Linked DNA regions of Homo sapiens: region 2 is linked to region 1. The links are chromatin contacts, found by Hi-C or POLR2A ChIA-PET in ENCODE. All regions are on one chromosome and are shown on one strand. Each heading gives the region's core, a stretch centred on a gene start or an enhancer-like site at or near the end of the contact. The rest is flanking DNA. Distances are from core to core; before and after follow the strand shown. Region 1 overlaps PANK2 (pantothenate kinase 2). Region 2 holds the start of LINC01433 (long intergenic non-protein coding RNA 1433).

What was found. Hi-C counts contacts between places; a loop is a spot of excess contacts on that map. ChIA-PET counts read pairs that join two places held with the same protein, here RNA polymerase II (POLR2A).
Region 2: a loop to region 1 is called in a map of K562, with 4 times the contacts of the local background. The contact joins the promoter of LINC01433 here to the enhancer-like site in region 1. A Hi-C loop is called at or near these places in 1 of 168 maps with a recorded cell type or tissue (K562). POLR2A ChIA-PET finds 5 or more read pairs at or near these places in 1 of 52 experiments (activated CD4-positive, alpha-beta T cell).

Annotation. Positions count from the first base shown.
Region 1 is chr20:3,925,044-3,929,312 of GRCh38, forward strand. PANK2 (pantothenate kinase 2) reads left to right here. Exons shown (of 7, transcript NM_001386393.1): 7 at 1-4,269. It overlaps RNF24 (ring finger protein 24), which reads right to left. Exons shown (of 6, transcript NM_001134337.3): 6 at 2,268-4,269. Among named protein-coding and RNA genes, the nearest start is that of MIR103B2, 9.6 kb to the left of the region's middle. RefSeq lists an enhancer at 993-1,162. Within about 2 kb of position 2,677, at least 9 of the 41 ENCODE cell types and tissues checked have a DNase peak (open chromatin) inside an H3K27ac peak, as active enhancers do.
Region 2 is chr20:4,191,396-4,195,592 of GRCh38, forward strand. It overlaps LINC01433 (long intergenic non-protein coding RNA 1433), which reads left to right and starts at 1,695. Exons shown (of 3, transcript NR_033917.1): 1 at 1,695-1,851; 2 at 3,887-3,983; 3 at 4,131-4,197. RefSeq lists a silencer at 3,841-4,022.

The DNA of each region.
Region 1 (4,269 bases), core at 1,427-3,926:
GGTCACTCAGCTGGAAAAGAGTAGAGCTGGACTCAAACCCGGGACTGTCTGTCTCTGGTGCCTGAGTTGGGAAGACGCTGTTGATGTCCCCTTCTGCCTCGCTTTGAGCTTCCTCCTCCGTGGGCCCTCCCCCTACTCTAGAGAAACTAGTCCATTCCCTCATGTTCCACCTTGTGCTCAGTAAACCCTGTCACTCCACAGCAGGGTTTTTGAGACAGTCTCGCTGTGTCACCCAGGTGGAGTGCAGTGGGGCGATCTCAGCTCACTGCAACCTCTGCCTTCCAGGCTCAAGCAATTCTCCTGCCTTAGCCTCCTGCGTAGCTGAGACTACAGGCATGTGCCACCATGGCTGGCTAATTTTTATATTTTTAGTAGAGATGGGGTTTCACCATGATGGCCAGGCTGGTCTCGAACTCCAGACCCCAGGTGATCCGCCTGCCTTGGCCTCCCAAAGTGCTGGGAATACAGGTGTGAGCCCCTGCGCCCGGCTCACAGCAGGGTTCTTGATAGGCCACCAGTGAATCCCATGCCACCGAATCTGGCATTCATTTCACAGCCTCATCTCAGTTCTCACTCAGCAGAGCCCTCTTGCCTGTCCTGCCACCCAGGCTACTAATGTTCTGGTTCATTCTCTGCTGACAGTTAGCTGTGGCTGTCCTCAGCCTCAGTCCTGGGTCTCCCCAAGCAGTCATTAGCATCACCTTGACTGATTTCCAGGGAACACTTCAACCACCCCTTACCTCTGAGCTCCAGCCCCGAGACACTGCCTTCTCTCTGCATTTGTTGATCTCTGTGCAGCAGTGCCCACATCCTCATCCCAGCTTACTGCCGTCTCACCACCTTCAGGTTGTGAGGTGCCCATAAACTCTGCTGTTACCATTGCCACTTCCCTGTCTTAGCAGCTGTCCCTTTCAGTCTGCCCTCCACTAGTGGCCATGAAGGGGGCTGTGACCGTGGTCCAGGTGAGAAAGGAAGGCCTGAACTAAGATGGGAGGTGGGTGGCCAGAATGGAGAGGGGAGAAGTGGATGGCCAGAATGGAGAGATGCTTAGAGGGCTGTGTTGGGAAGTGGTGACTGGATACAGGGGAGGGAGGAGAGATACAAGAGGGCACCTGGGCTCATTTGTGGACTACGTGATTTTGAGACTCCAAATAAGCACTGGGTATTTGGGTTGGAGATACAGAGCTGAGAATGATATGCATGTAGGTGGGCAAAGCAAGGGGGATTTCATGAGTTCTAAGGTAGGGTGAGAAAAATAACCGAGAGTTGAGCAGTGACGGAGGAAGCTGCAAAGAAAACGACTGCTCAGGGAGAGGCTGGCCAGGGGCCTGTGGCTCAGGGGACTGAGAAGAGGAGCTCTCTAGGCATCTGAATTGAGGTTGCCCACAATTGGTTGCAAGATCGTGGCTGGCCTTGATGGAAGCTGGGAAGCCACTCGGTCCTAGTGAGGGGTGGTGAGGAGAGCAGCAACGGCCACACAGGAAGGCTTTGGACGTTTTTTCTCCTGACACTAGTTATTTCCAGGCCTGGGATATAGCTAGGGGCTTGGGGTGGGGGCAACTCTTTGCAGGGTGGTGTGGCCTGTGGAGGAAACAGGCTCAGTTCCACTACTTTGGCCAGGTGCAATGGCTCATGCCTGTAATCCCAGCACTTTGGAAGGCCAAGGCGGGTGGATCACCTGAGGTCAGGAGTTCAAGACCAGCCTGGACAACATGGTGAAACCCCGTCTCTACTGAAAATACAAAAATAATTAGCCGGGAATGGTGGTGCGTGCCTGTAATCCCAGGTACTCGAGAGGCTGAGGCAGACAGTTGCTTGAACCTGGGAGGCAGAGGTTGCTGCAGTGAGCCGAGATTGCTGCACTGCACTCCAGCCTGGGTGACAGCAAGACTGTCTCAAAAAAAAAAAAAAAAAAAAATCCGCTATTTCAGGTCACCCTGGTGCTGGCGTTCACGTGGAAGACTGCTTATCTGTATCCAGCTGTTTGCAGAGCTCAGGGAGGCCAGGGGGCTTCAGACTCCACTGTACTCTGCATTCCAGGATTCTCTGTTCTCTGGCTGTGGTGGCCTGACACACTCTTCACCACTGACCCCACCCCCGCTTGCACACTATGCCACAGGAAGGGCAGGGGCTTCCATCACAATCACTCAGTACTAGTTACCAGCTCTGATAGAATTACTCACCTTGAGTTTCCAAGTCTTGCTGAAGGTGCTTGCGTAAGTGGCACATGGATGTTCCCTCTGTTCAAAGGCATATGCACAACACTATTTTTCAAAATTTGCTTTTATTTACACGTTTGAGTCAATTACATGCATGTTTTATTTTTGAGGAGTGATTAGCAAAATGCATTAAAATTTTAAAATAGCAATTAAATATACAAAAATATAGCTTACAAAAAACTGCGAATGTTTAAAAATATTCTGCTGCAGAATTTTTAGTGTACAAAGACGTCTATGAAACCTGAGGTTCAGCATTTCATAAACCTTTTTTTGAGGGAGTTACACAATACCTAGTGAGGAAACCCGAGGGCCAAACTACAAGACGAAAAAGTGCCCCGTTCCTGGCAATGATGTCAGAAGACCAAGAGGCGATAGTTACCAGCAACACTCTAGGAAGACCAGCTGTCACCAGAAGGGAGTTCCTAACACTTGCCACACCTGCTCCCCCGACCGGGGGCCTGGGAGGGAAGGGCAGATGGAGAGGAACGGTGTGCAGTGGGCGTGAGATGCAGATCCACCAGGCTTGGGACTGGCAAAGGGAGCTGAGAAGAGAGTTCCCCCAAAGCACAAACAAGTCTGCTGACACTGGTGGGGCCCTTACAGTCACAGAAGTAAGGACTGGATGGTAAGCCAAAGGTGCTGATGCTTGGTCAAAAAGTGGAGTACATCTTTGCATCTTGTAACAATTTGGGCTCTACAGCTGAATTGGCAAAGTAAGGTTTACTACACAAGCCCCTCTTTTTCTTCTGATATCCCCACTCAAATGGAAGCACACTCCCCAGCACATGGGGATCCCTTATTAATCTTTACTAAAGAACCGTGAACCAGCATTTTCCAGTTATCAACTGGATATTTAGGCATGAATCTGGACATGTCCATCTGCTTAAGAAATCTGCTTAAGAAATCTGTAACAGCTACAGGAAAAGACACACCCAGGGCCAGAGATTCTACAAATGCCAGAAGAGTGGATGTGATAGAGAATTTTTTCTCAAGTTTTGGGTTAGGGCACCAGTTGCAATTTTAATCCAGGGGAGGATCTGGGCTGCTGCTGTAGGGGGCAAGTACACCAGGGAGGTGGGTGTGGACAGAGGCACTGGGCAGCTGCTGGGAAGCGAGGCACAAGTCTGTGCCCCTACTCCCAGGGCTGCCTGGAGGAAGCAGCTCTAACTTTCATCAGCGGGGACAAAAATGAACTTAAACTAAAAAAATTATTGGCCGGGCGCAGTGGCTCACGCCTGTAATCCCAGCACTTTGGGAGGTCAAGGCAGGTGCATCACGAGGTCAGGAGATCGAGACCATCCTGGCTAACACGGTGAAACTCCGTCTGTACTAAAAATACAAAAAATTAGCCGAGCGTGGTGGCGGGCACCTGTTGTCCCAGCTCCCGAGGCGGGAGAATGGCGTGAACCTGGGAGGCGGAGCTTGCAGTGGGCCAAGATCGTGCCACTGCATTCCAGCCTGGGTGACAGAGCGAGACTCCGTCTCAAAAAAAAAAAAAAAAAAAAAAAAAAAAAAAATTGTTGGGGTAATTTCTGTTGTCAAATGGAAAACAAGGCATAAAGGGAAAATTCTGTAGGAAGCATTTTCTTTTCTTGTGTGTTTTTTTGAGACGGAGTCTCGCTCTGTTGCCCAGGCTGGAGTGCAGTGGGGATCTTGGCTCACTGCAACTTCTGTCTCCCGGGTTCAATCAATTCTCCTGTCCCAGCCTCCTGAGTGGCTGGGATTACAGGCATGCGTCACCACACCCGGCAAATTTTTGTATTTTTAGTAGAGGGGGTTTCACCATATTGGTCAGGCTGGTCTTGAACTCTTGACCTAAGGTGATCCGCCTGCCTCGGCCTCCCAAAGTGCTGGGATGTTGGGATTACAGGCGTGAGCCATCGCGCCCGACCAGAAGCATTTTCTTTTCAAAGTGTGTGCACAGAGTGAGGAGGCCAGCCTGGGCAACATAGTGAGTTGAGACCTGTCTCTACAAAAAAATAATTACGAAAATTAGCCAGGTGTGCTGGTGTGCACCTGTAGACGCAGCTACAGACTGAGGCGGGAGGAT
Region 2 (4,197 bases), core at 445-2,944, 270 kb after region 1:
TTGTATGATGAAAAGAAGAGGCTGGTGCCACCAAAAAAGCTTAAGGCCATTGCTGGAGAGAGTGGGTGTGGTACGACCACACTGGGGGACTGTGGCGGAGTCAGCTAAAACTGGCCATGTGCTTGCCAGCGTTCCCACCCCTGGGTATACACCCAAGAGAAAGGCGTGCAGGTGCTCACCAAACATATATACCAATGTGTCCACAGTAACATGGACCCTAACAGCTAAAAAACTGGAAGCTGCCCAGATGTCCATCAACAGTAGAATGAATTCCAGTGCACTCACACAATGGAATACTATATAGCAATAAATAAAAGGAATGGATATTTGCAACAACATGGATTAACCTCAAAAATGTTATGTTGGCAGGGTATGATGGCTCATGTACCCCCAGCACTTTGAGAGGCCAAGGCAGGTGGATTGCTTGAGCTCAGGAGTTCAAGACCAGCCTGGGCAACAAGGCGAAACCCCGTCTCCACAAAAAATACAGAAATTAGCTGGGCATGGTGGTGCGTGCCTATAGTCTCAGCTACTGGGGAGGCTGAGGTGGGAGAAATGCTTGAACCCAGAAGGTTGAGTCCGCAGTGAGCTGTGATCATGCCACTGCACTCCAGCCTGAGCAACAGAGCAAGATTCCATCTCAAAACAGCAACAGCAACAACAACAACACAACAAAAACCCTCAAAACATTATGTTGAGTTAAAGAAGCCGGACAAAAGGCTATGTACTATATGATTTCTTTTATGTAACGTTCAAGAACTTGCAAAACTAATCTACTGTGTTGGAAATGAGGGGCTGGGGGTGGCGGCTGGGCAGGAGTGGGATGGGGGCACTTCCTGGGGTAACGGAAGTGTTCCACATCTTGATCTGGGTGGCGGTTGCATGGGCATACACGTTGGTAAAAATGCATCAAGTTATACATGGAAGAAAGTTTCAAGAGTCTGAGAATGCCTCCCTCCATTCTCCCATTCCAAAACATGGTCATATTGGCCCAGCTAATTTCCTCCTTGCAGCAGAGATGACACATCTGAGAGCAGATAAAGGGAGGAGGGGCCCTCTTAGGCCCCACTGGCTGCCTGGTGATAAGCAGTGACCTCAAATTAATATAGGATGTCACTGTTTACCAGCTCCATTGCCTGTATCCCCTTATCCTCTCTGCATCTGCAACCACGAAAGAGGGGTTGGGATTGTTCCACAGCAGAGGAAATGGAGGTTCTCGGAAGGACCTCGGGGAGGCCATGCAAGGCTACTCGGCTTGGAGAGGACATGACCTCGTGGGGAAGGGAGCAACCCGGGGAGGAAGCCGAGGGGGAGCCTTTGGACACACAGGCAGGGACAGGCGCCAGAGGGGGCACCTCCTGCAGTGTGCTGCCTCCACATCAATAATTGCATAATGTGGATACCATTTATGATTGACAGTTCCAAAAACCAAACTCACTCACTACAGATGAGCAAGGAAGAGCAAGAGCCATTCAGAAGTGAGGAGGTATGACGTACAAGGAACACAGGATATGTTTCATGCTGTGATGAAGTTTCACAATAGACTTGGCATAGATTGAAACCCAAAGGGCTCTATCAGAAGTGGCAAATGTGGCACGCTCAGGCCAACACCCATGCCAATGATTCCTATAAAATTCCCATTGCCTGGTAGAAGTTCACAGGAGAGGAAAGTTCTTTCCTGCACCAGGTTCTATGGAGAATTGGTTGCATGGTTTCTCGTGCTGTGGGCATCAGGGACTTCAGGTGAAGGTATTTAGCTGTGGCTTTGTGCAAACCTCAGAACTGTGTCCTCCAAGGGCCTGGGGTATTTGGCAGGCGCTGTCTCTTGCTGCCTTTGCTGCTGTATGACAGGTGAGTAATATGTTATATCCTATTTCTTGGGAGCTGCCTGGAGTGTCTGCCCCTCCTGCAAACAAATGTAGGAGTGAAGCACCTCTAGTTTGAGTCACCTTAACTTACTAGGTCCTGTTGGGGGTGAGCTCAAGGGTAACTCCAAGGTGCAGAGTGAGTTAGGCTGCTGGTTCAGTTCTTGAGAATTGCCTGTCTAATTAGTGGTCTGCCAAACTTAATGGTAGAGTTACAGAAGGCTGTATTCTTTATAATGACTGGCTGGGCTGTTTGTTGAGACTCCTTATTTGTGTAGGACAATCAAGCCATCAACACGCAGGCAGAGTTGTTGCTCTACTAAGGTGGCAGCCAGGACATCTAATCTTGTGTTATGTATTTAATATTAAAAAAGGGGGTCGTTCACTGCCCTGTTTCATACTGTTCAGCTTGAGACTGGTAGGTACAAAAGTCTTCTCACTTCCCATGATTCTAGCGGTGATTGTTTAACACCGATTTTGCCAGAACGTTCAAAGCCTGGATCTCTCTCAGAGAATGCAAAGTGTTAGGCACATTTTATTTCTGCAAACTCTGTGTTTGTGCAATTTCAATGCGTTGGATTGGGTATTCCCTCTCCATTTCACTGTAGTCCCAGCTACTCCCTTTTGTCTTAGATCTGCTACCATCCCACTCCCATACATGGGGCACATGGGGTTACACAGCTGTCTTTCATCCCCAGTTCAAGGTCATGTGGCCACTTTATTATGCCTTGAAGCTCTTTCTTCTCTTCTATGAGCTACTTGGGTGTGCTTTCTGTTACTTGAGCCATTGGTTCCTCCTCTTTTGCTCAAATTAGTTTGGGTTAGGCTTCTGTCACTTCTGATCAGTTCAAACTAATTAAAATTGGTTCCAGGACTGGAGTTTTACATTTGGTCTGTCATTTCACTGGGTCTCTTTCTAATACCCTCAACTCTCTTACCCCCTGTTTTGTTAAAGCCAATTGACACAATTCCAATCAGCATTCAGTCTACAGCTACGGCTGGGCCACCATCAGTTGCTGCTGGAAAAAAACAGAGCCACACCTGCTGGCCGAAGCAAAGCAAATAACAACACTGCCTGCAGAATCTTTCCAGGGACTTAACATATTTAAAGCAGAAATTCTGCTTCTTCCTAAATCTAATCTACCCTTGGTCTTCCACATTTGAGTAAGTGGTACCACCATTTGGCCCAGGGCAAACACCTGGGCCATCATCAACTCCTTTTTCTTTCATATTCCACATCTGATCATCAGATTTGCAATCAGCAAATCTTGTTGGCTCTCCCTACAAAACACATCCTGAGTCTGATGACTTTGAGCCTCCTTCACCGCTCCTCACATCTCTGCTGTGTATGGCTGCAACAGCCTCCTAAGTGGGGTTCCTTTTTCCACGACTGTCCCTTTTAGCCTGTCCTCTACACAGCAGCAGCATGATCCTTTCAAAATATAAATCCAGCCACGCCACTTCCCTGGTTCTTAGTAACAACCATCATGCTAACGATCAAAGGTGATTTCCAACATCCTATGTGATCTGTCTCCCTGGGTCGCACCTCCTCTCCACCCTCTCCTTCCCTTTACCCTGGCTGTCCTCCTTAACTGAAATGCCCCCGTACCCCAGATATTTGCAAGGCTCTTTGCTGCTGCCTTCAGATCTCTACTCAGATGTCACTTCTTTGGGAAGACTTCCTGAGCAAAAGACTTCCTTGAGCACCTTGTTTCCACAGCCTCCCGCACTCTCTGCTCTCTCATCCTGCCTGTTTCTTCATAGTCCTTCTCTTTCCCCGATGTTTTTGGTTTTGATGTTTATGTGTTTATTTATTTTCCCTCAACCCCGAATGTAAGTTCTATGTTCACTTCTGCACGTCCAATGAGTCCAAAATAGTGCCTAGCATAATAGGTTATCAATAAATATTTGCAGAATGAATAAGCAAGGGATTGAAGAAGCCAAGATAAATGGTGGAAATCCGGAGGACACCCCTCTCCACCATCATTTGTCAATAGGCAATTTGGTCTCTTGCTTCATAGACAAAATAGAAGCCACCTGGAGGCAACTTCCTCACCCATCGACAAGCTCACCAGCCTTCATGCCTGTCCTTTGGAGCTTCCCTGCAGACAGTGGCAGGTAAGGCTTCTGCCTCTCCTAGGCTGACCCTCCACCTGTGCTTCCCATGCCTCAAGTGCAGGGACGTCGCCTCGTCCTTTCCGTCCCCTATCATTCTACTTCATCCTTTCTACCCACATTTCACTATGCTCATGTCTTTCCCATCAGCCACCTTCCTCGGGAACCACCTTCCTGGGCCTCTCCTTCAGTCAAGCTGCACAGCAGCATTTTCTAC